Regions from separate parts of the Homo sapiens genome. Here regions 2 and 3 are each linked to region 1. Evidence: chromatin loops called from intact Hi-C (ENCODE). Cell type or tissue: dorsolateral prefrontal cortex. All regions are shown on one strand. Each heading gives the region's core, and the rest is flanking DNA. Links, peaks and the distances in the headings are about the cores only.

Evidence for each region. Hi-C counts contacts between places; a loop is a spot of excess contacts. Peaks named below come from ENCODE experiments on the same cell type or tissue, not always from the same donor. Only the 100,000 strongest peaks of a DNase experiment are listed, where the experiment ranks them.
Region 2: a loop joins it to region 1, with 5 times the contacts of the local background. A loop is called at or near these places in 11 of 110 quality-filtered maps.
Region 3: a loop joins it to region 1, with 2.4 times the contacts of the local background. A loop is called at or near these places in 2 of 110 quality-filtered maps.

Annotation. Positions count from the first base shown.
Region 1 is chr9:126,395,908-126,400,907 of GRCh38, forward strand. All of the region lies in intron 6 of MVB12B (multivesicular body subunit 12B), which reads left to right. Among named protein-coding and RNA genes, the nearest start is that of NRON, 12 kb to the right of the region's middle. RefSeq lists a silencer at 2,662-2,721. In dorsolateral prefrontal cortex, for the core only: CTCF peaks have their summits at 2,767 (motif pointing left) and 2,966; DNase peaks (open chromatin) are centred at 2,774 and 3,514; H3K27ac peaks cover 5,000 bases.
Region 2 is chr9:126,221,146-126,231,701 of GRCh38, forward strand. LOC105376275 (a long non-coding RNA gene) reads right to left here. Exons shown (of 3, transcript XR_930357.1): 2 at 5,620-5,794; 3 at 4,944-5,088. Among named protein-coding and RNA genes, the nearest start is that of MVB12B, 100 kb to the right of the region's middle. RefSeq lists a silencer at 7,936-8,015. In dorsolateral prefrontal cortex, for the core only: CTCF peaks have their summits at 7,910 (motif pointing left) and 8,110; DNase peaks (open chromatin) are centred at 6,510 and 7,896.
Region 3 is chr9:125,885,167-125,895,722 of GRCh38, forward strand. The region is part of intron 2 of PBX3 (PBX homeobox 3); the gene reads left to right. Among named protein-coding and RNA genes, the nearest start is that of PBX3, 140 kb to the left of the region's middle. RefSeq lists a silencer at 4,566-4,785. In dorsolateral prefrontal cortex, for the core only: no CTCF peak of the experiment used is centred there; DNase peaks (open chromatin) are centred at 4,115, 4,565 and 4,835; H3K4me3 peaks cover 1,568 bases; H3K27ac peaks cover 2,048 bases.

The sequences.
Region 1 (5,000 bases), core at 1-5,000:
GCGTGTTCTGCAGGCTTCTAAAATTGCAGATTATGCAACTTAAAATTGGCTCCCTATTCAAAAGAGCTGCTAGCTACACACAGACACGTGCTGTATAGCCATGGGGTTGGGATCACTGGCCTTAAGGTCAAATTCCTTCTCTGTCTTGGCCAGCAACTCATTTGAAACCCAGGAGGGTAGGTGAGTTCTTATATTCTTCATTTTCATATAATTTCTTTTTCCAATGAGCTATAAAGTAAGAAATGGGTAGTTTGGGTATGAGAGAATAGTGAGGAGTTTTTCAGGAAATGCTAGTTTTAACAATTGTCTCCGCAAAGAAACTTGGGTGAGCCAACTGTTTGCTCTGCAACTGATTTCAGTCATAACAGAGGTAGTAACAGTCTCTACACTTTCTGCAAAAAGAATCCTGTCAAATAAAAATCCTGTGCATCACTAGGAGTAAACTAAGGGCAAGGAACAAACAGCACTGATGGATTAAGCTTGAGAAAGGGATTGCAAAAGTAAATAAAACAAGAACGGTGAGGCAGCAACACTTAGGGATTGACATAACGTAAATGAGAATGGATCTCCAAGCTTCCACGTGGGTGAATAGAGATGAACAAAATCTGTCAGGAACCGGACAGAAGAGTCACCAGTAGGTCTTCCTGGGCCATCCACAATACAGCCTGCCCTCCGGGACATACCACCAGCTCTCTGTACTCTGTTCCTCTGTGCCAAGCCTCCGTCTCACTTGGAAGAATGTGCTGTAATGAGGCTCCAAAGCCCTGAGGACTCTGTCCTCTGGGACATCCCCCTATAAAGACAATCTGGTCCTTCTCATGACAGTTTCACAAACCAAGAGTGGTATTTAAACTTAACTACCCCTGGAATTGCCTGAAACTTTAGAAGTAGTTTTCAGTTTCATTTGGCATAAAAAGATAGGAATCTCTAATAAGCCTCCCAGAGTTGCAGGGTGAACAGTTGAGTCTCTGTTGGGTTCAAGAGTGTGAGGTTCGCACTGCCCATCAGCACTTGTTCCTCACTTCTGAGCCAGAGCGCTGTCAGCTCCGCCCTGGAGGGCACTGCTGAGGGTCACTGTCTCCTGTGCTCAAGGCTATATCAGGTGTGTCACCTGTGCTGGGGAGTCAGCTAAGTCCATCACCTGTGTGTCGGGGTCCTCCATCACCTGTGCTGAGGCCCATCACTTGTACTTGGAGCAGCTCAAGTGTGGGCTCCTTGCAGAGGCTGGAAAGCCCCCACAGGAGCAGTTGCCCTGAAGTTGTTACAGCTGCTCCCTGCTGACATCATGTGGTCTAGAAGGGCCCAGAAATGGGCACCACCTCAGGCAGGTTTTGACTTTCTGTGGTTAAAGAAAGAACACCAGTTCTCTCAGATAAAGCAGAGAGAGCTCTCAGAAGCCTGCTGGTGACTGTGAGAGCAAAGTCACTTGCACCTGAAGCAAGACAGCCGAGAACACCGAGCCACCGGCAGCCTGGTGGGTTTGGAGGGTAGTGCGTCAGAACCAGATGTTTATAAGGCTTATGTATTTTATCACCTCTGCTGTACAGTTTATGGTTTACAATGGCTGCAAGGAAATCGGATCAGTTTTGTTTTACTTGCCAAATAAAACAAATGTCAAAATAGTCAATATAAAATGTATTCTAATTTGGCTGAGTTAAGTCAGCCAATATGCAACAGGATAATTGAATGTTCATTAGTGCTTCCAAGTAAAAGCCATTTGTCTGTCCCAAGTTCTCCTGTGCGGTAATTTACAGGTAGGATGCACACCTATGTAAGCCTCATCCATCAGGGTTTTTTGGTTTTTGTGGGGTTTTTTTGTGTGTTGTTTTCCTATCCAGTATCTTTGATTTATTTTAAAATGAAATGTTGATTATTCATTCAAATTTTCCATTGAAGACCTAGGAAAGGATGAGTATGCTGTTTTATTCCTTGAGGCTTCAGGTCTCTACACTCTCCAGAGGAGGAATCTGATCACCTCCCCTCTGGTGGGGAGCAGTGGCTGGGGCTTGTGCTCCGAGTGCTGGGGGTCTACCAGGAGCCTATAGGGTAAGGCAGGCCCCTCAGTGGGGCCTGCAGGGCTGCACACCAGCTCCGGGATTTCCTGTCTTCCCTTTCCCAGCCAGAGCCCCAGACATTAACGTGCGCTGGCAGCCTCCTCCTCCCCTGGCTTCTGCGCCTTTGCTCCCGGTGCTCCCTGCACATGAGGTGTGTTTGACAGGTCTCAGCGCAGAGGACTTCTCTCCCGGGAAGCCCTCCCAGAGGCTCCTGGGCTGGGCCTGTGCTGGGTCTTCTTCTGTGAGCGCTTCCGGGGCATCTCGAGCCCGTGTGGTGGTGAGGGCATGTGGTGAGCCTCCGAGGAGCTCCCCAGCGCCTACCTGAATCCAGGCACGAATTCAGTTTCACCATAAATGCGTCCCTGGCAACCCCTCCAGACTACTCCCTGGTCCCTGAGCACTGCGCGGGTCTTTTCCTATGGCGAGAGTAATCCAGGCTTGTAGAAAATTGGCAGAATGTAGAAAGTATGAAAAAACAGGAATTCCATTTCCCACGAGCAGATGCTTATAACCTTTTGTTATATTTCCCTCAAGTCTTTTTCTTGTGTACTTTTTACATAGGTGATATCATATCGTGTAATAGCAAGTCTGCATCTTGCTACTCTTTTCTCAGGTAGCCTTAACCATAAACCTGAGAACCACGTCCAGTGCGGTCTTTGTGTGGCGTGGATCGGGCCTCTGGGAGCGCGGTGACGCAGCGCCCTCTACTGCCCAGCCGTGGCGGTGGCGGGGAATGCGGTTCTGAGCCGGAGCTAGTGGCAGGCTCTTTCGCCGCAGAGCCCTGGCCCAGGCCAGCCAGGAGGACCTAGGAAGCGGTGGGTCACAGATCTTGCTGCCTTCTTGAGTCTGTATTCCTCTCCAAAGCCAAAACCATGTGCTCCGCCTCCATTTCTTGTGTCATCGCTCAGATTTCAAAGAATTTCCTGCCATTTTTTGGAATGCCGTTCATTCCCAGCTTTACTTCAGACAAAGGTGGATCTTTGCACCGTCTGTAGGCCATCACCTGAGGACCTCGTGGTTCTAGCAGCACTGCCTTCTCTGTCCAAAAGCAGGAACTGCCTCTAGAAGCAGGAGCTTCCCGCAGAAGCTCCGTTATTGCAGAAAATGCTGTGGTGTCACCGGCTTTGGAGTTGTCCTTTTGGAGCAGGCAGGTCCCCAGGGAGAGGGATGCTCCTGGGCTGTATCCAGTGAGTTGGTGGCTAAGGTGGTAGAAGGTAGCTTGGCAGAGCTCCTCTCCCTCATACAGTGATGCTTCATCTCACATACAGACATCGCCACACACATCTCTTGACTGTCTTCTAGTGAAGAAGGGCAGCCACTTCTTCTGGGACCCAGAGCCTCTCCATATCTCTGGCCGCAGGCGCTCCATCCCCTGCCTGCCTATGTCATGCACGTCGATCAACAGGAGAGAGCTGGCCTGGGGACGGAGGCACAGTCCCATCTCTGTGGCCCTCTTTGGGGCTGGGCCCAGCTTTGTGAGTCAGCCTTGGGCATGTGATCAGATGGTGGGGTTTCTGATTCAGCTCTGTGATGCTGTCTGGGGCAGGGGGCCAAGAGAGGAAACACCTTCCTGGCCTCTATCAGAGCAGCCCCTCCACCGTCTGTCACATGCAGGGCGTCACCTGTTTCTGCTGGGAAGAAGAGGTTCCGCTGCTGCTGGGACAGAGGTTGGGAAGAGCCCCAGGAGGCAGGTGGGCTCACAACCGCTGGAGCACCAGAAGTCCCCAGTGTGATAAGGGAATGGCTCTGTGTCGACCCAGGAGGAGTCCCCTGGTGGGCTGCAGCCCTCTAGCTCAGCAAGCAGCAGAACCATGGCTTGATAAAGACATCAGAGGCATGCTTATCAAATTTGCAGATGATGCAGAGTCATTAGGGTGAGCTGACGTGCTGAATGATAGAATCAATACTCTGCATCTCCTCTACAGCCAGAACAACCTGCTGGAGCCATGGGAGGCGATGGGCGCAGGCGGAGAGGGCCCCCGAGGTTCAAAAATCCATCACACAGGAGCCAAACTGAGGCCTGGCTTAGCAGCTAAGTGTGTGAAATGGCGGGGGTCGGAGCGTGGGTGTGTGGAGTACAGCCTGGTGTGCACAGCGGGAGGCCCTGAGTGGAGTCCTGCTCCTGGGGCGTGTGCACTGCCTCACACCACCAGGCAGAGGTTACCCAAATCCAGTGTCAAGTTTGAGGAATCCAGTTTGGAGCTGAGTAGAGACAGGCCAGCCTGCTGCAGATGTCTTAAGGGTCAATGGCAGGAGAGAAAGTAGAAGTGTTTCCAGGTGGGGATGGAGGGGTGGAGAGATGGCTGGGGGCTCCAGAAGGCAGAATTAGGTCAGGTGGACTGAAGTTACAAGGAGATAGATTTAGGCTTAACACTTTAAAAAAATCAGTAAAGACAGCTTCCCCAAGGTGAAAATTCTGTGGCATCAAGAAGCTGACCTGAGGGGTGATGCGCTCCCAGATGCTAGGGGTGGTCAGACGGCATTTGGATCCTTCAGACTGCAGGAGAACTAGAGCAATCAGTGTTTCTTAAGCCGTATTTAAGGAACTTGTCATATTCCCTCTCCCCACCTACAGAAATTCAGGTTCGGCAGAACTACGTGTTAGGGTCACAGACACCTTGTCCAGAGAACTTCAGGGCCCTGCAGTGGGCAGGGAGGGCACAGAGCAGTGGGCCTTGGTTTCAGAGGTCCTCAAGCCGTCGTCGATGCTGCTTCTGTATCTGACTTGCAGCCATTGCCTTCCTCCACTCACCAGTGCCGAGGTCAGAGGAGGAGGTATGGATAGTGGAGAGTTGCTGCTGTGCAGCCTCCCTGAGAGGGAAGGCTCAGAGGGGCCTCCCACAACGTCCGGGGCCCTCCCTTGGTGATGCGGACACCGTGTCTCCGTCCAGGGTAGGCAGGCATGAGCTGACGATGGGTGGTATTCTGTCCCTTTCAGAGTCTGTC
Region 2 (10,556 bases), core at 5,161-10,160, 170 kb before region 1:
AACTGGACTTTATTAAAGTTAAAAACTGCTTATCAAAATATACTGATAATTAACAGGCAAGCTACAGATTTGGAGAAAATATTCACAATACACATATCTAGCACAGAACTTGTCTTTTTTTTTTTTTTTTAAGACAGAGGTCTCACTCTGTCTCACAGGCTGCAGTGCAATGGCACAATCATAGCTCACTGCAGCCTCAAACTCCTAGGCTCAAATGAGCCTCCTTCCTCAGCCTCCTGAGTAGCTGAGACTACAGGTGCACACCACCACACCTGGCTTTGTCTTTTTAATATAAAAATATATCCTACAAATCAATAACAAAAAGGTGAACAATCCCTCCAAAAATGAGCAAAATATACACTTCACAAAAGGAAATATACAAATGGTCAATAATTACCTGAAAAGGTAATCAGTAATATTAGTCATAAGGGAAGTGAAAATTAAAACTACAATAAGACAGCACTACACTCAATAGAATGGTTAAAATTTAAAAGCCTGACAATTCCAAGTGTTGACATGGATGTGGAGCAACTAGAAAACTAACTTAGCCAGTGAGAGTCTAAATATAACCTTTTGGAAAATCGTTTGAAAGTTGCTTTCAGAACCAAATATAAGCTTATCATGTGAGCTAGAAATTTCACTCCTAAGTATTTACTCAGAGGCAAAAAGACCCCCATACAAATATTCACAGAAGCTATTATTATTCATGATAGCCAAACACTGAAACAACCCCGCATGCTTATCAGCAGGCAAGAATGGATCTGTGACAGTCATACAGTGGAGTATTATTCAGCAATAACATGAACAGACTGCGGATAAAAACAGTACATGTCTGTATGATTTAATTGATATGAAGTTCAAGAACAAGCAAAACTAATGTACGGCAAAGGCTCTCAGAGCAGTGGTTGCCTTTGGGAGTATGAGAGGGAGCTTCCTGCCTTCAAGGGCGCAAGAAGAAAGCTAATGGGGTAGGGAAAACTCTGTATCCTGATTGGGGTGTTGATTTCACGGATGTGTACATTGATCAATATTCAAGCCTTGTATAGGTAAGATCTGTACATTTCACTATATGGACATTTTACTTCCTCCCCAACCCCCTTTAAAAAGCTGAGGAACTTTCAGGGGATTCACTCCAACCTTTAGTTTTAGAGAGGTCCCTGAGAGCCACAGAAGGCAAGGAGTCTGCCTAGGGTCACGCGGCAAGTTGGGGCAGGCATAGCCCCTTCCCCTCCCAACTCTCCCAATCTGTCCACTGAACTGCACCCACCTGAGATTCCATTCTCCTTACTTTCTGAGGTTCCCGACCGGGGAAAGAGGAGGGAAGGAAGACAGAAGGAAGTGATGGAGCAAAAGATGGACCCCCAATCAGGGTTGGCCACAGAGCTAGGGAGAGGCCTCTGCACCCGGACCTTCTTCCTGGTATTAGGAGATTCCAGTGCCGCCGCAGGGCCCAGAAGGGGTGTAGGAGGCGTGGCCGCAGCCCCACCCTAGACCCCAGGGCCGGGCAGGAAGATGCGTCTGCGCGTGCGGGCAGGTGTAGGGGGCGAGGAGGTGGGGAGCGGTAGGAAGGGGAAGCAGCGAGGGGAGAGGCTGCCGAGCCGAGCCTCCGCGGACCCGCTCGCCCCTAAATCACGCAGCCGCATGAATAATAAATAAGGACCGCTCGGATCCTTAACAGTAGTCGCATGTCTTATTAAACTAATATTTCACAAACTTTTATTCTCCCTGTGGTTGGAGGTCGGGAGCGAAGCCCCCCGCCCCCTACCCCGCTGGCTCTGCACAGCCTGGGGCGGACCCTGGATGGGAGGAGCTCAGCGCGCCCGGCAGGGCCCTGGAGGGGGACACCTCTCGCCCCCGTCTCCCCTGTGGGTTCCTTCTTTCAACTCACGTGGCCCTGGTTCCTCCCCTGTGCCAGGCCCTGCCCAGAGGATACAGATGGGTCCACCCCGCTCCCTCTCAAGGAGCCCCCTGGGCCCGGGACGGGGAGACAGACCCTTAAACCAACCGTGTCCGTGAGAGGGCCCAGGGCTGGAACACAGTGCGGCGCAGGGGGCTTGCTGGTGGGGAGCGGAGGGGCGCAGGGGAGGTCTCGCCCGGGAACCCTAAGCAGAGCACCCAGGGGTTAGCGTGGAAACTCTGTCCTGTGGAAGGCGCCGCAGCGCAGGGCCTGGCAGCCTCGCGACACAGACCTGATGTGAACCTTGCCTCCACCACCAGCCGTGTGGCCTTGGGAGGACAAGGGACAAGACCCTGAGAGGAGCATGCTATGTAAGAAGCCAGGAGGGGCACTGGAGACCCAGAGGGTTCACCTCGGAGTCAGAAGGGTGGGGGGCTTTGGGAAGGCCAGGGCCCAGAGTAGGGGCGGTCCAACTGGGTCCATGCTCTTCTCCTTAGCAAAAGATGTGTTTTCCTTGAAGATCTGGGCTCCAATCCTGGCCCCGTCCCTCATCTGTGAAAGCAGTCACAGAATCCACCTTGCAGGGCTGGTGAGGGAACAGTGTGAGATGGAAGCCCGTGTGGGTGCCAGTGGGTATCCATTCCCATTGCTTCCCCAAAAACCACAGCCTTCTGCTGTGCCCCCACTCCCCAGAGGCTCTGATGGGCTGCACCTGGTCCGGGAGGTCTCCTCCTCCTGCCCTTCTGTGCCTTCCTTAGCTCCATGCTGCATCCTCCTTGCCTTCCCCAGGGACCTACACTCGCCAGGTGCCAGGCTGTGTGCTGGCACCGGAGCTCTGGGCTGGGTGCAGACAGTGATCTCTGCCCTGAGGAGCTCCCAGTCTTCCCAGTCTGATGGAAGAAGCAGCCACGAAGGCCCAGCATCACCATGCAGGGGTGAAGCAATGCTGGGCAGGCACACTGGCTCTTCCAGGCACCCCATTCTCTCTGGTGGTTCTGACCCCCAGGCCTGCCTGCCCACCCTGACTCTATCTCTGGCCAGACCACACTTCTGAGCATCAGTCATGTTCAGGGGCCTCCCGAACACAATATCTCCCAGGCTCCTCCAACTCCACACAGTCACCACTGAATTGCCCATCTGCCTCTTGGCCTTGACCCTCAGCCAAGCTGCCTTCACCCCTTAGGAGTGGCAGCACCACTCCTCCATTAATGGGGTCCCAAACCAGCGATCAGATCTGGTTTCTCCTTCCCCCACCCCAAACCCATGCAGTCAACTCAAATTCAGCTAGGCCTGCCTGCAAACTGGCTTCAAACCTTTCCTCTCCTCTCCACCTTCCCCACTGTGCTATGCTGGCCTTCCCTCCATCCCCCCAGGCTGGTTCCCCAGACCCTTCGCAGGTCTTCCTGCCTCCACACTCCCCCAATCCCATCCATCTAACACCCACCATCAGGGTAATCCTCCAGCTGCTCAAGCATAACCTCAGAAGGCTTCTGTGGGTCTCCACTACTCACAAAATAAACCCAGGCTCGTTAACCTGGTGTTCAACGCTTTTCTGCCAACAGCTAGTATCCACTCCTTATTCCGCACATAATTCCCTCCACCTCCTTCCCCACCCTCACACATACACTGGCTCAGCCACCCATCCTCTACTGTGTCCTTGGAGACCCATAAGGTGGGAAAACAACAACGGCAAAAACGAGTTAACTGCCCTGCTCAGTAATAATAGTATTGTATGAGTTTCACTAGCTCAGTTAAGACTCCAGAATGAGGCCAGGTGCAGTGGTTCATGCCTGTAATCCCGACATTTTGGGAGGCCAAGGTGGGAGGATCACTTGAGCCCAGTAGTTTGAGATGAGCCTGGACAATATAGCGAGACTTCTTGTCTACAAAAAAAAAATGAAAAATTAGCCAAGCATGGTGGTGCATGCCCGTAGTCCCAGCTACTTGGAAGGCTGAAATGGGAGGATTGCTTAAGCTCAGAAGGTTGAGGCTGCAGTGAGCCCAGATTGTATCACTGCACTCCAGCCTGGGTGACAGAGCAAGACCTTGTCTAAAAAAAATCTAGAATGGACTATAAAGGGATGTTCTAAGAGCATCTAAAAAGAAGAAGTGGTAAATCCAGGAGAGCAATGGGGTTGCTAGGAAAAGGCCACATCAGGCTCATGCCTGTAATCCCAGAACTTTGGGAGGCCGAGGTGGGAGGATGACTTGAGGTCAGGAGTTCGAGACCGGCCTGGCCAACATGGCAAAACCCCGTCTCTGCTAAAAATACAAAAATTAGCCGGGCGTGGTGGCAGTTGCCTGTAATCCCAGCTATTGGGGAGACTGAGACAGGAAAATCACTTGAACCCGGGAGGTGGATGTTGCAGTGAGCCAAGATCATGCCACTGCACTCTAGCCTGGGCAACAGAGCAAGACTCTGTCTCAAAAAAAACAAAAAAACAAAAAAACAAAAAAACAAGAAAAGAAAAGACCACATCAGATTGGTCCATGTCCTTGTCCACAGGGTGACCAGCCCAACAGGTCAGAGAAGTGAGGCTGTAAGATGGGATCTAGGGTCCTGTGAAGTGCATGGTGAGATCCCCAGGACATGCTCAGGCAAGATGGGGAAATGTGGGATGGACAAAGACACAAGCAAATAACCCCACGACTACAGCCAATGTCCACGGGTGGGTGGGGGTGGGATCTCCACGGAGTGCCCCAGGCTCCATCCTGTTCAGCTGTATTTCACTTCCTTGTGCACGAAGGTAGAGGTGGCACCTTCGCAGGTCCCACAGAGTGTGAGCAAGAGAGCTCCGCTGGGTCCAGAGCCCAGGCAAGGAGAGAGGAGCCCGGTCGTGTCAAGGCAATGTGTCCAGGACCCATAGGGGCTCTCATATTTGAGTCCTAGACACGGAAAGGAGAGAGTCTCAGGCTACCCAGGGTGTGTGGGAAAAGGGGCCATGGTGGGGGGAGAGGGAGGGGCCACTAAAGGGGCTTTTCCTCTGCTGCTAAGCACTTTCCTTGCAGGCTCTGTGACACAGGACGAAAGTGGGGCTCCCGCAGGTTGCAGCACCTGTGCATGGTCACCTGGTCGATGAGCAGCAGGGCCAGAGCACCAACCCAGGATGTGCCGCTGTTCTAGGCTGCCTCCCATCTGGGCAGCAGCCTCCACAGCCTACAGACTAGCAGGGTTCATGGTTTTTTTCTACCTGGAACAGATCACAGAGTTGGAAGGGAGAGGAGTCACCCCCTCAGCCCTGGGGCAGCCCCCAGCACTCTCCAAGAACCCCGGGGCTCTGGGCAGCAGAGTTTGAGCACTGGGTCTAGGGTGAAGTGAACAGCCCAGGTGGCTGGTTTTGCCTCTGTGAGAGCAGCCCAGGAGAGCAGCCAGCCGAGGAGCTGCCTGAAGCTGGAGGGGCCAGGCTGGCTGACCAAGGAGAAGCATCGGGAGCAGCCGAGAGGGGCTGCACCTGATGCTGGGGGCAGGAGGGGGCTGCGAAGAGCTCCCTGTTGCTGACTGCCCACCTCTGCAGGGCTGATTGGAGGGGGGAGTAGAGGGAGCTGGGGGGTAGCACATAAAGGCTGATTCTGAGGAAGGACCTTCTCGGAGTTAGAGTTCTGCAAGGATGAGTGAGTTTCCCATCCCTGGAGATGGCCAACTGGGTGAACCCTGCGGGGAGAAATTACAGAGGGAATCCAGGCATTGCTGGACACACTGGGCCTTCGAGGGTCCTTGCAACCTGGAAATTCTGTGATGCTGTTGCATAAGCTGTTCCCACCATCTGGAATATGCCGTTTCCTCGAATTCCACCTCCACACTCAAGTCAAACCTTTCCTCTTGCAGGGTGTCTCCCCAAAGCCACCCGTCGTCCCTCATCTCATTTTCTCTGGCTCATGCGTTGTAAACTAGACACCCTATGGAACAGAAGAGAGTCAAATCAAATGCAATTGCAGGAAATTGACTAGAACCAGGGAAAACAATAGCACACACTTGTATAGCACCCACTAGTACCAGGCACTGATCCCCAAGTACACAGACATGGACCTGTTTAACCCTCACAACCATGATTGGCATAGGTATCGTGTTGGCGCCATGTTCCAGATGAGGGCAGCTGGAGACCAGGAGGAGAAGTGACCTGCCTAAGGCAATGCAGCCAGGGCCAGGGGAAGAGCTGGGATTTGAACCCAGGCAGTCTGGCTCCGGAGTCCATACTCTGAATCACTGCCTCGAGGCTGTCAGGACGATAACATGAGCCAATGCTATGAGAACACAGAGCAGAGCCGGCACTTAGTAGGCACTCGGCACTCCCGAGGCCCGTCTCCCTTTGTCTCTGCCCCTGAGTGTGCCCACCACTGTCCCTGCCCTGCCCAGCTCTGCCGCTCCCTGCTGCTCATCCTCTCTGGCTTTGTCTAGCTCTCCCTGCCCCTGTGTGTCACTCTATGTCTGCCTCCCTGTTCTTCTCCCTCCCCTGCCCTGTCTTTTGCTCTGTGTCCTTGTCTGTCCTTCTGTCCTCTCTGTGTCTTCCTGTCCCTTTCCCACCAGCCCCCACCGCGTGGACCCCGCTGACTCGTGCTTCTGCTTTCCCCGTATCCCTGGCGCCTCTCATCATCAACGCGTCCTTTGTCTTTACAAGCCGGCCTGGTCTCTCTCCATCTCTCCCTCCATTTACGAGCCTGTGTGTTAGTGGACAGGGCAGCCGATGGAGGCCACTCACTAGTGACCCATCTCTGTGATCACCTCATTATTTATCACCAGGGACGCCAGTGTTTCCATAAATTACCCCGACCTGGAGCTGCCCGCGCTGGAATCAATAGTCGCCTCTCACCTAATACCCAATTATTAATAATCACGGGGTGAAGGGTGGCCAGACATGGCCAGACATGGCACTCCAGGTTCTTGCCTGGCAGGGGGAGGGGCGGGCTGGGAGGGTGCTGGACCCCATGCTGCAAGATGCCAGCACAGGGCAAGAGGCAGGGCCTGGAGAAGGACAGGGTCCCCACATTCTCTCTAGGACTGGGCGATAAAATCTGAGCCATGGTTCCACCCTGAGGGCAGAGGGAGACACAGAGCCCCATCTTTAGGGTCCTCTAGTCTGAGGACAGGAGACCTGGCCAAGCAGTGAAGTCTGCCCTTTTAGGACCCACCGGGGCCCCTAGCCATAAGGGTGCACCTTCCCCAGAGAGGAGAGCTTCATCCTGCGGGCAGACGAAAGACTACCAGAGGCAGGTGCTAGAGTGGGGCTTTGGTTCCACCACGGCACGGGGGTCAAGAGGTGATTTTCCAGCCCTGCCCCCCGGCCCTGCAACACACACTTGGAGCCCTGCAGGTACATCTGGGTAAAGATCTGAACCTGCAGGAGCTGGTGCTTGGTGGGGTGGAGGCATGGCAGGAAGGACAGGAGGAGGAGCAGGACACCTTAAGGGGATCTACACCTGCTGGAGCCCGAGGCTGGGGGCTGGGGAGCGAATCAGAACAGCTGTCCATACACATGATGGTGGGAGAGGCAAGGCCAGCGGAGGGAGGCCAAGCCCTCAGTGTATCCTGATACCCAGATATACACACGCGCTCAACCACTGACTCTCCCTTCACTGCACCAGAGGTTCAATGGACGGACACACACACACACAGAAACACACCTCACATGCACAAACCAGCGGCATGAAAACACTTTTGCACCGAAGGCATTCTTACAAAGCAGACAGTTACATACACACACACATGGACACCTGCATAGAGTCACTGATAAACACAGATGCGTGAGGGCACCCACACACACCCACACGCAGAAATACAAGTGCATGTTTAGGCCTATGCACACATACACCCCAGATATCCCCCACACACACAAACACACAGGCACCTACACACGCTGACACAATGCACACTTGCAGCCCATCCTGCGCGCACACCCTTTTGTGCACACAGTGTGCACATGCAGCGACGCGGCCTCTAAGGGCATCTTGCGGAGTGAGGCTGAGGCTTCGTTCAACTCCTCCAGAGCCCAGTCGGTTCCAACACTGCCACCATGTGGCCTCAGGTGCACAGTGCACAGGCCATGAGGCTGGAACACCCGGCCGGTGGGGAGGAGGTCTGGCCCCAAATCTTGGGTCCCTCCATCTAGTTGAGCCGGACTGCCATTTGGCCACTTCCCAGTGAAACCGAACACAGTCCTGGAGAACTGGGTCAGACTGTGTGACAGCTGGAGCCTGCTACTGTGTGCCATTGCTGTCCATCCAGCAGGGCTGGCACCATGGCCTGTCTTTGCAACCCATGGCTGGTGACACGTGGTAGGCAGGCGGCCCCCATGTTAGTGTAGACTTGGTGCGAAGTTGTTTAAACTCTCCCAGAGAGACTGGGGTTTAATCCTGACCTGCAATGTAATCATTAGTTCACCCATCACAGTATCGAGGCTGTAATCTGTGTCGGTGTATGATGCTAGGTTGAAATTATGGTGAGCAACAGACAGTTGCCTCTCCTAAATGTCAGGGGGCCCAACACTGAAGAGATAACACAACAAATATTTATCAGGTTACACCATAGAAAACTGACATTGGTGTAGGTCTAAAATGGTCAACCACTGGCAGAGTATTCACGCAAGATCCTTTGATTCACCCTAATGATGGCAAGTGTCATACGGTTACAGAACAGGGCAGTGGGGCTTAACCTGGGGTTGGAATGGCAGGGAAGGCTTCCTTGAGAGGAACTTGACTCTAAGCTGAACTTGAAAGGGTGAGTAGTGATGAAGTTGCTCACAGGGTGGGAAGAGCTGTGCAAAGGCCCTGAGGCAGGAGAGAACTAGCATATTGTGGAAACTGAGAGAAAGCCAGTGTGCTTAGAACCCAGCACCAAAGGTGAGGGGCGTGAGTAAAGCCAGAAGGATTGGAGAACCAGGAGCTCCAGGCAGGATCCAAAGTTTAGGGCTTGGGATTATTTAGTACTTGGGACTTTTTTCCTCCCAACAGCACCAGGGAGAGGCTCGCTGAAGAAGAGTGTAAGCATGGGAATGTCATACTCAGCTTGGTGATTTCAAAAGCCCACTCTGGCTGCAGAGTGGAGAAGGACTGAGTGATGGGGTGGGGAGTACAAGCTGTTACCCACATCCAGGTGAGAGATGGCAGTGGGGAGAAGTGCACAGAGCCAAGATCTTGGTCCAGCTGCTCTCTGAGTCCAGGTTTTGTCCTCTGTAAAGTGGGCTGTAATTTCTACCTTGCAATGAGGATGAAGTAAGAAAATGAATATAAAGCACTTGGTAGGTGCCTGGCACATAAGGAGTACTCAGCAAATGGCAGCTGTGATTCCTCATCTTATCATCTTATTATTAGAAAGCACAGAGGACCTGTCCCCCTGCCCTCGCTGTGGGCTTCCAGTGGTCTGTGCCACTCGGGGCCAAGCTCACAGATGGCGCCCAGAGCTCGTGGAGGCACAGATGTTCTCGCTTTTGTTCTCAGAGGCCCTGGAGCCCTCAGGTGCCCCCATGCTCCTCAATTTACACTCAAGGTCTCCCCAGGCATAAGCACTCTTAGGGAATTGGTGCCTGGGAGGACCTTGCCAAGGTTTTCTCTCCTCCTAGATACTGCAAGGAGCTGAGGCAGACACCCAGCCACACAGGCCTGCCAAGGACGTTCATGATCTTGTAGAGATGGGGAAACTGAGGCTCGGGACAGTACATCACACACTGAGTAGCAGTGCTGGGATTTGAGACCACCCTGACTCCCAAAACTGTGCTTTTTAATTTTTTGATCCGAGGTTCAGAAACTTGAGTTAATCACACATCTCAGTTCCCGGCAGACTATTCATGCAGGATCCGTCTCCTGACTTGTTATTACTAAAAAATCGATACATGTCAATCATTCCCAGAGCCTTATTTTGTACCCGGCTCAGTGACAGGGCCCGCGCGGGTGCATCCACAGGTGGTTCAGCGGCAGGTCCTATCCTTGGGGAGCATGTGAGCTGGTGACAGTCAACTCTGGGCAAAGAACTTCCACTCTCCTGGCCGGAAGTGCTGATTTAAGGAATTTATCCAAGAAAAACAAGGACGAGGGTCTATAAAGGTGTTTGCATCAGACTAATAATAAAGATTTCATGCCCTTCAGTGAGGAATAAATGCATTATGATATATCAGTCCAGTGGAACATTATGTATCTATTAAAACTGGTGGCAAGAGCGTTCCTTTATTGATGTGGAAAGATGGCTACACTTTGTTATTCAGATTTTTAAAAAAATAGGTCATATAACAGTATTCATAGAGATTTCCATTTTGAAAAACATAGATAATACATGCATATATTTTCTTTATTCTAAGATGCACATTTTTTAACATTTGAACATTTCTAAAATCAGGATGTGCATTGCAATTAATGGATATGTTTAATGCATAGTTCTTTTCTCCAAAAGAGCCGTGTAATTAAATCAGTGATGCATCCCCCAGTCAGTGTTGTCCCAGAATCAAGAAAAACATATATATACGTACACACATAGGACAAATTCCAGAAAGACAGCAACCAAAATGCTAAAAGTCATTAAATCTAGGTGATTTCCACTTTCTTCATCAACCTTCTGTACTGTCTGGGTTTTATAAACTGAACACGAATTATTTTTATAATTAGAAAAAAATCCCCCATTTCCATATTGAAAAACAAAACAAAGTCTCAGGTCAAAAAAAGTCCAAGCTTCTCA
Region 3 (10,556 bases), core at 2,400-7,399, 510 kb before region 1:
TAAAGTAGATAAAAATACATACATAGTATTGTTTTTATAAAGGTCTGTCATATAGTTGGAGATATTTGTAATGACTTCACCTTTTGTCCTAGAAAGGAAATTTAGTTTTTCTTTCCTTTATGGTTTGTGATCATAAATATTTAGGGCAATAGGCTATTTAGGTTATTAAATGCTAAATATGCAAAGCCTCTTTTTTCAAGAATATCTTTTCTTGTAAGACCAAATTGGTAGAGAGTGAAGTTATATGTACATATATAGATTATTCCCGTCTGTACTTCTGGTTCACTTTAAAGAGGAAGTAAGTCACAATATCCTAATAATGGTCTTGATTTTATAAATGATTTTTCCCCTTGAAATAAGCAACACATTCATTTTAATATGTAGAATCAGTTTGCTAGCAGGGCGACAGTTTAAAAAGGCTTCCAACTGTGACACAAGTGCAACCATATTGCTTCCTATTACTCGCGAAGGTAGTTGTTTAGAAGAGAGAATGTTCTCCCTGGAAATGTTTAAAGTGCTGTAATTTTATTTAGGATAATGAGGATTTATAACCATTTTGCCATATGAAAACCTGCCTTTAGACAGAGTGAAATAGGCTGTTTTGGTTATTGAACGTTCTTAACTGTAGGGGATGTGTGTGTGTGTGTGTGTGTTAGTTTTACAGCAATAAGTGTTTACATTGGGGATTGTGCTGGTTTATTCTATATGTTGGCCTGTGTTAAATATTAAAATATTAAATGATACCATTTAGGTTTGGCCCATGTAAATGTTTACATTTCTTTGTACATGGGATTTCTCTGTATTGAAATGTAACTAAACAGAAAGTCTTTGTTCTTGTTTATAAAAATAATGTTAATAGTGACTGCTAGGTATCCCTGGGGCCCTGAGTCTTTGCAACTTTGCTCATGTAAGTTGTACTGGAGGAAGTTATTTTGAGTGATGGGTAGATAGTGCATGGGGAAACAGTTGTGATTAAAAAGTGTATAGCAGGATCTATGTTTTTAATATTAAGTGTGACATTAATGTAGTGTATATTATCATTAAAAACTATTCTAGAAAATGTAAATTTGACTTATTTTGTTAATGCTATATTCTATAGCACTGTCTCAAAACCCACTGTGGAATAGTTTATATAGGCCTCTGCCTCTGATATGGGAGGGGGAAGAAAGGAACACAACAGTTAAGAGATTTTTATCAGGTTTTTATCTCCTCACTGAAAATCTTAGTTCTCAAAACATTTCTAATTTCCCTCATTTGAAGGTTCAAACAGTTTCAAATTACTGCCCATGGATTGTTCTTGACATCCCGAATGGTAAATTTGAGCTGTGGAAATGCTGGAATGTGTTTTTGTGCTTTTCCTGAACAAGGGAATTCAACGGGTAAATTACAGTCATTTACTGGGAGTGTAATTTACTGAGAGCCTTTAGGCAAATGCAGGAGAAAGGACAGCAGCAGAACGGAAAAAACCAGCATAAAAACTGTTTTGTGTATTTTTTCCCTTTTCTCATTAAGTATTTATTCACATAAGAGTTTTATGAATTAATGGATGGTCCTACAATTAAGACAGATAACCTTTATTCATTTTTACCACTGATAGATCAAGTATTGAGATAGTGACTGCTGTGTGAAAATTACAACTTGAACAACATTTCTGAAAAATTTTTTTATTTTGCATTTAAATCCATGTTTGCCTTATTGAAGATTTTAAAGAGACATTACTCTGTCTTCAGAATGATTATAGACTTCACTAATTTAGATTTTCACTATACAGCAGTTCATATAATAAAAGTTTTTAATTTTTTTGGTGGACAAATTAGTAAAAAGGCTTTTCATACTTTGGTCTTGGAAAAATACTATTCTACTTTTGTCACATATCATGGAAGAATCTCATTTTAAGAAGAAGACAACCCAGACCATTTTGGTTGTATGCACAGCTTTCAACCAACACAAGATAAATAACCCAGCCATTTTATTAAATTGTTGAAGAGAAATTTTATGAAATTGTCAACTAATTCTTTATAATATAAATATATAAACATTTGTGGCAATTCTTATAAACAGTTCTGACCAATTCCTTTCATGAAAAGCAGTGTGCTCTGTAGTAATTGCTAAGCAAACAGAAAGCTGTGTTGCAAAGTGGTTTTGTATAGCATATTGTAATTTGACACTTAAGTTGTGCCCTGCATTACCCTGTGTCATAATTGATGGCTAAAGAAAAGCACACGCTATGCTAATCATTTGTTAGAATAGCTTGTTAAATTGTGGTTGCCAATTTAAAATAAACTATGGAATGCTGACTGTATTTTAAGGTTTTGTAGCCTACAGTTTTAAACAGACATTTTGAAGCTGTTTTTTAACTTTATGTTGCGTATGCACAATTCTGCCTTTGCACACAAGGTCAGCATGTTTGCCAGTTTAACAACATATTATCAAGAACAGAATCAGTGAGCTGCAGGTTTCACATCAGTATCTCAAGGGACTTTTCTGTGTATTTTTGTTTTTTGTGTATTGATCCTAAATTTGGTATCTTTTTAAAAACAGTAAAATTGATATACATGAGATTTTAAGTTCTTAAAAGTAAAAAGTTCCAGAATTAGAAAGCTAATTTAGTTGTTATTAGAAAGTAAGGGTAAATTTATCTCATGTTTATCAAGCATAGTGTCTGGACATAAAGCAGCATTTGTTAATATAGAAGTTATTAACTACAAAATGCCAATAAGAATTTTACTGCAGTAAAATGAGATTCAGGAGATAGATTACTGTGCATAATCAGCTTGTGAATTCTCATTTCTTAAGTGCAAATGTGTGATGAATCAGTTATATCATGTAAAGAGAGAGGAATCCAAACTTGGTGTGAATGTTGACTTACATGATAAGTGTAATAGATAGACTTCTACTACTAGTAAAAGAACTGAAGCATGGTGAGGAATATGTGCATTTAGACGTAAAAGAAATGTTACCTCTGTGGAGAAAAATGATTTAATGTGGGTTATTCATTTTTAAGAGATTAAAAATGACTTGAATATAATACCTTTAATTTGTAATAATGGTCTGACGGGCTGCTTCCTGTCTAAAGTAAACCTTTTGATCGGCATGTCCATTTTGATCTCTTCTGTCGTGTAGTGTACTGAATTATTTTCAGTTATTGTACCTATATTTAATTAAGCCAGTAAAGACATGCAGATGGATTTAGCTCTCAATCATTTAGTAGACAAATACGTGTAAGGTTATTCTGTAGCATACAATTGACCCTTTGTATGGAGGAATTCCTTGAGAACATTCAGGATTAAGTCACTCTGCTGTAGGAGAGGAGAGGCGGCATACATGCTTTACCAGAAACAGATGCTCTCACTTGATGGCATTTTTTTGGGAGGGATACGATTTGATATTTCTTTTTTTTTTTTTGGCCGTTTGTTTTCTAATGTATTTCCTCTCCTAGATTGGGTACAAACTTAGTAAAGTTTTGGACTTGATTACTTACTCATTATAAAAACAGCATTAATGAAACTGGTAATTAATTTGTTCATAAATTTATAATGCCCTGTTTCAGTCTAAATGAATTCTAGTAACTGTTTATATTTGAGATATAAATTCTTAATTTTTAAAATAATTTTTATGGCAGGCCAATATAGTAGTCTGGACTGGAAAGTGTAAGCAGGATTGGGTGCTAATTTAGGTCAGGCTGCATTCAGATTTGGGAAGTCACCTTTTCAGCTCCTTTGGAAAAGAGGACACATCCAATATGGAATATTCTGGATGATTATGAGTATGAAGTGAAAATGTTTTTCCAAAAATGTACATTTTTGGGTGTAAAATATGCTTTGGGAATTTACTCTTTTGACTTTTAGGTATTCTCACCCACAGCAGGTTATGAAAGGGAAAAGTCAGTGACCACGTATTACAATAAAATGGCCTTAACGTAATTTGGAAGTGGATAACAGCCCTATACACCAGACACCTTATTGCAAGGCTCTTAGCATCCCCAGGAACGTAGGCCTTAATTTCAGTTAAGTGTGGGTTCGCCCACATCCCCGTGGTTTCTTGGAATAACTCACTGACCCGTGGAGAGCTGTCTCCTGGTCCGGGCCTTTCCCTCTCTGGCTGTGGGCTGTTGAAGGGCGTCTGCACACGTGGGGAGCAGGGGCGCTTGCACACGCACGGGCCGAGCCACGGCTCGCTTGGCAGTGCACACACGCAGCGGCCTCGCCCCTTTCCTCCGGTCCCGAGTTCTGCATAAAGATGTGTTAGAAATCTCGTTCCTAAAGGATCTAGAACGATAAATAATGGATGTATGGGAGCTCGGTTTAAGCTCGAATTTTCTTTCCTCAGTAGTTTTTGTTCTCAGTCACCTTGATGAAACAATCTTGAAGCCGCTCCGCTCTCAGTGGCATTTGCAATGAGTCCCTGACAGGCTGATTTTCCACCCCTGTTGTGATGCTGCTTTCTCTAGTTAATATTCCTGTGTAAGTGTCGCACAAAAGTAAACCCAAAGAGCCCGCACATGACACGGAGGCTGCTCCATTTACATTAATTATGCAGTCAGGGCGGTGAGAATTCGCTGTCAGCCAGCAGGGCGGGGGCGCGCCGCGGCGGGGAGCGGGGCCGGGCCGCGGGGCCTCCCGGCGCGAACGCGGGAGGGGGAGCCGGATCGCCGTCCGCCGCTCCGCGGCTCCGCGCTGCGAGAACAATGGGCGCGCCCGACGCCCGCCCGCGCTCGCGCTGCCCGGCGCGCCCCGAAAGCCGCGGGGCAGAGCGCCCTGAGCGGTCCCCCGCGCCGGCGGCCCCGGCTGCGCCCCGCTGTAGCAGCTGACCTTAGCCGGCTGCGGCCGAGAGAACGCGCGTTGCCCGCCGACCTTGTGCCCTGGGGTCAGCACCCACTGCAAGTCAGAACCTCTCCGTGGTCCCAAAGTTAGTGCTTTTCCAATCCAAACCAGAAACTTGATTTGAGGCCTGGCGATGGTAGAGGATGCATTTTCTTGATTTCAAACATCTGGGCTGCTGCCGACTCCGGTTTCTCAGAGGAGGACTGCATAACCACCATGTGAACATTTTCAACAGATAGGAAAAAATTCCCAACCAGCTTCAAAACAATGGTGGTTGAGAAAAAAATAACTAAGCCTTCACCATAAGTATGAAACATCATCTGGGAGGTTTTCCCACGGTAATTGGCTCTGAAGTATCCTAACTTAATGGTTGTGTTTTTCAACGGGAGACTGAATTCCAAAGGGAATTCCACAGGGAATTTAAATGTACAAACATTTTTTGAGTACCTACTATGTCCTAGGTGATGGGAAATTATTACCTCATTATTACTGGTTGGAAAACATTCCAGAAAACCAAAATTATTGCTCTTTCCAGGATTTAAATACGGACACCATAGAAAGATTGCTGTTGTCACCACTGCCTTCCCCCATCCCACCCCCAGTGACTTGGCTCTAGTCAAGAAATATTGGGGATGGTGGGGAGGATAAATGTGCTTTCTCTATTCTTTTTATACTTTTAAAGAATATCAGCAAAGATTATTGTGCAGTATTTCTACAATGTAGTGTATGCATCTAATTGTGTGGGAGTAGAATTGTATGTTTGCAAGGAATGACTAGCCAAATATCAGAGCCAGCAGAACAACAGAGCACTGAGATTTGAAAAGATTAAAAAAAGAAGCCTTGCCCCTTTTTAGATTAACAAAACAGTTCCATGGTAATATTTTGTGCTTTTCTTTAAAATAAAGGATTGTGTGCACAGCATTTAATGAGTAAATCCTGTCAAATTTGGCCAGGAGCAATCACACTGAAAATTTTTCCAAAAGGAACTAGGCCATCCTTTCAAGGCCATGTGTAGTTGCCAACCATGATAACATTTAGCTCTGTCCTAGCCAAAGTCATAATTTCTGAAGAAACCAGTCTAGTACCTTTATCTTTTTCTTTCTTTCTATGTATGAAATAGATAACATGTATTACTTTAAAAATGTTTACTCTTTTCTGACGTTTGTACTATGCACTGGTTCCAAAAATGAACTATTTTCAAAAACAAATGACATTTGCTTCCTTGGCCTATAAGGAAAACATTGATCTTTCCCATATAATACATATTTTAGAAGTCACTTTTAAGTACTTACAATTTATTATTATAGATAACCGTTTATTTTCTCAAGTGAAATATATAAAGATGCAACTATCTAAAATGAATGCCAAATCATTAGAAGTTGATATCTGACCATTTGTGACTTAGAAAATGGCAGTTCCGTGAGGTTCAGTCAAATGGACAGTATTGGTAACAGGAAAATGAAATGAAAAAGCAGAGAGGAAAGTACTTAGGTACTTACAGCCATTGTGTAAAAATGTATGGATGTACAAAAGATTGCAATGTGATGTTACACAAATAGAATAAAATGTTTATAGAGTTAATTTTTTCTCCTACTACGTTGCTTGAACTCACAATGAAAGAAAAATTCAAAAGTTTGTTTTCTTTTAAGCCTTAGGAAAAACATCTCTATTCTTTAAAAATGACAAAGTTAAAAACATATACCAAATTTAGCCATTTAACCATGAGCCCTTGGAATTTTAACCATGTGTATCTATGTATCATTATCTGTACATATCCTAAGTATGTAGTCCCAGAATTTTGTATTTTGACTCTGTTTCTATTCTATTTAAGAGTTAAGGGACTACTATTATGTGCATTTCATCTTTAATTTTACCCGTATGTAAAGGGAGCTTCCGAAATTAGGCCTACCTGTTCAATCAGCATTTTATTTTATTTTATTAATTTTTTTGAGACGGAGTCTCACTCTGTCCCCAAGGCTGGATGCATTGGCGTGATCTCGGCTCACTGCAACCTCTGTCTCCCAGATTCAAGCAATTCTCCTGCCCCGGCCTCCCGAGTAGCTGGGATTACAGGCACTTACCACCATGCCCGGCTAATTTTTGTATTTTTTTTAGTAGAGATGAGGTTTCACTATGTTGGTCAGGCTGATCTCCAACTCCTGACTTCAAGTGATTTGCCCACCAAGGCCTCCCAAAGTGCTGGGATTAGAGGCATGAGCCACCACTCCTGGCCTCAATCAGCATTTTAATTGGAACTGTATTTACAACTATGGCTCAACTTTTTTTCTACCCATTCAGAACAGTTTGTATCGTAATATCATTTACATAATGGTTTGCTTTTGATGCTATCATCTGTGAGATTTTTATCTCTGAGATAAATTTCCAAAATAAGTTAATTTTTAAAATCAGAAAGCAGAAGTGATAAATTATGAATATATTTATTTTAAAAATATTTAAATAAGATACCCACCAAAAAAATCATATTCTTACATGGTATCATTAGCTTTGACATCACTGTATGGTGCCAGATTATAGTGATATGAAGCTTATGATACTATTTCACATTTTTATGCACTAAATAAAACCTGCCCTGTGTTTTATTACAAAGTAGGTGGCCTGAAGGAAAAATATATGTATTCTTTCCTTTTGGTATAAAATATGCATTTGGGCTTCTCATTTCATCCCCAATCTGTGTTATTCCTTAAAAATGCAGAACTGCCTGAAGTCCTCTTTAATATTTAATTCAACAACTTTTTAATCTGTCATTATGCTGTGATGAAGTAAGCATCAAGTGTCGCTGAAAGAGATTAAATTATACTTGGAAATAGGAATTGAAATGATTTAGGTTTGGAGGCTGAATATTTGCTTTGCACAAGTAATAATAATAGTAGCTTGGGTGAAGAAGGGCTTTGGTTTGGCTTTAATGTCTTTGCCTCGCTGTGCTCCCCTGTGGCTCCCCCTGATTTACGCTAGCATTACAGAGCTTTATTTTATTTAAATGGAGGTAGAAAGTGGAAATTACTACACTACAATACATTAATTACTCCATACTATTTCTTTGTACTGATTTCCCTTTTTTCTGTAAACATCATAAACAATGGTGCAACCTACCCAATGGATAGCAGCTGTAAGCAATCCTGTAGTTCTTGTTAACAAGCTTATTTTAGAGAGGAAAAGCAGTAATAATTAATATCAGTCTATACCAATAGTGAGAAGCAAAGAACATTTATGCTTTCCCTTTCATAGGGAATGATGTCCTACATAAGAATAAGTTGTGACAGTATATGTTAATATTTTAACTGTTGCATTTTACTTCTTGCTTTTAAAATCGAGACTTTAATCTGTGGACTCTTTTGCACTTAGAGACAAAGGTATAAACTTTCAGACTTCTTAGGGGTTCTTGAGTTGCTCAACAGGTGATGAATAAAGGCTAAACTCTTTGGAGTACTACTGGGCTGTGCATATCTTCAGATCTTCTGTCATCTGGAAATCTATCCAGTGGCTTCTGGCTGCCCAGGCTACACGAGGCCAAAGCAATCAGTGTTTAGTGGAGAAAACTAATTGAGAAATTATTTGATCAAATACACAGAAGAGCCCCATGTGATTGTTTGAAAGAATGCTGTATTTCATTTTTATTGTAATGCATGTGCATTGGTGGCTTATATGTATACTCTGGCTCTGTCTGTAATGAATGTCTTCAAAACATACCTTCATTTGTCATGATTTGGCATGTTGATGGTCCTTTTCAGAATAAGCCTGAAAATAGATGAAAATCTTGATGTGCAGCACACCTGTTAGAACATTCACGCTTAGGAATCCAGTGTATCTGTATTTCAGATGTGCACTTCCCTAGCATTATGGCTTATCATAGAACAATAATAAAGAGAAAGGGCCTCCTCCTTACTTTTTCAAAACATTCTAAGTGAGATACAAACTTACTGCAGTAGGTTCAGAGTGATCTATTAACTCCTCAGATTAAAAAAAAAAAGTAAAGCTGGCAAAATGTTTTTAAGCTCACAGTTTTTGTTACCTGTTTCTATTATATATCACCATGGCTACATATAGTTGCACAAAGCATAAAACACTTGAAAAAGTACAAAAGGCATTTTGTAAATAGTATATTTTTTACAGAAACTATTTTTTGTTGGCAGCTTGAATTAATTTTATACCCTGCATGATTGGATATCCTGAATATTCACTTATTTACTTTGTCAGTGAATACCCAAGCCATAGAAGGTGGGACAACTGTGTGAGCAGCATTCATTAAATACTCACTTCCATTAAATATTTGAAAATAAAGTTCTGTTGTTTTCGACAGTAAATTACTTTGTTGTAGTTTATAAATATATACTTAGAGAACTGAGTCCATAGATTTATGATTTAATGTTTTGATCTAGGATAACCTTTTAAAATAAATCCATTTTTTAACAGTTGGTCTCTGTTTGCCCACATAATGTTATTCCTATTAAGATATGCATTTGTTAACATGTGCCTGTTTTTTTTGCTCTAGCACAAGACTAGTTGCTTTTCTGAAACCTAGTGTGCTTGTAGGGTAAAGTAAATGCATGTCTTTGTAGAAGAATAAATAAAAAGAGCAACCTGAGTCAATAAGTGGGTTCAATTCATGCCTACAGCCATGGCGGACAGCTCATTTTGTAGATGTGGGTGTTTTGTTTACATTTATAATGCAGCTTTATTTAATGCTGACAGATATAGCTTGTGGCAAATGATAGTCAGAATGTATGAGCAGTCATAATGCTTCTGTCTTCTTATAGTGTGCTGCTGAAAATAAGCAGTTCACCTCTGTTTTTATTGAGGAAAGGATATGAGACAGCTATAGCTTCGTGAGGCTATTTATTGAGTTGTTTTACTAGCTGTGAACATGCCGCTTTATAGCAGTTGTGAAAATGGACTTTGCTAGTGTGTGGGAAAGGAAATAACATTGCAGTATACAAGGGTAGTAAAAAATCTCTATAAATAATTTTTCAGACTGAGGAATATTCTCATTTAAACAGGCAGAATGGGTCGTGATTTTGGGTAGGTGTCAGTCTCCTCAAAAAAGTCACTGGGTTGGGATTCATCATATAATTCAGAGAAAATTTTGATTCTCTAAGATTTAATTGTGTTAGAACTTAAGAAGTTTGTGTTTATACATCCACCTAGATTTGGCACAGCATTGTGACCTTTGGGGCTTACAGATTTGTGTTAACTGGCTTAAGGATATAAATGATAAAATGTGCAGTAGCCTGCATGTATGTGTGATAAGACATACCTGTAAGCTAATTAATACTATGTTATTTAAGAATGTACACATGATAGAGAAACCTATTTTCACATACTGTTTATGTATACAGTTTACAGAATTCAGATGTGTAAGTAGCACACAATTGATATACAAATTTTGAAGTATTGGTGTTTTGACCCTAAGGATTTATTATTCCAAATAACCCAAAGGAAGTGACAAACTACCACAGAATTTAAACTTGCATTTTCTTTCACCCCTTGGAAATTATAGGTACTCAGTACACCTGGAGCTTTTAGCGCTACAACGAACTTTTGGTTTTTATACTAGTTTCCTTTTTCATCCACTAAATCTGTCCAGGTCTACTAAAGCTTTTTGATGTAAGTTATTTATTGGCTACCATAATTGTGATAGATATAATACTTTTTATTCTTAAACATAAAAAGAAGAGCATTAGAGCTGTACTTATTTGAAATTTTATTACTTTTCTA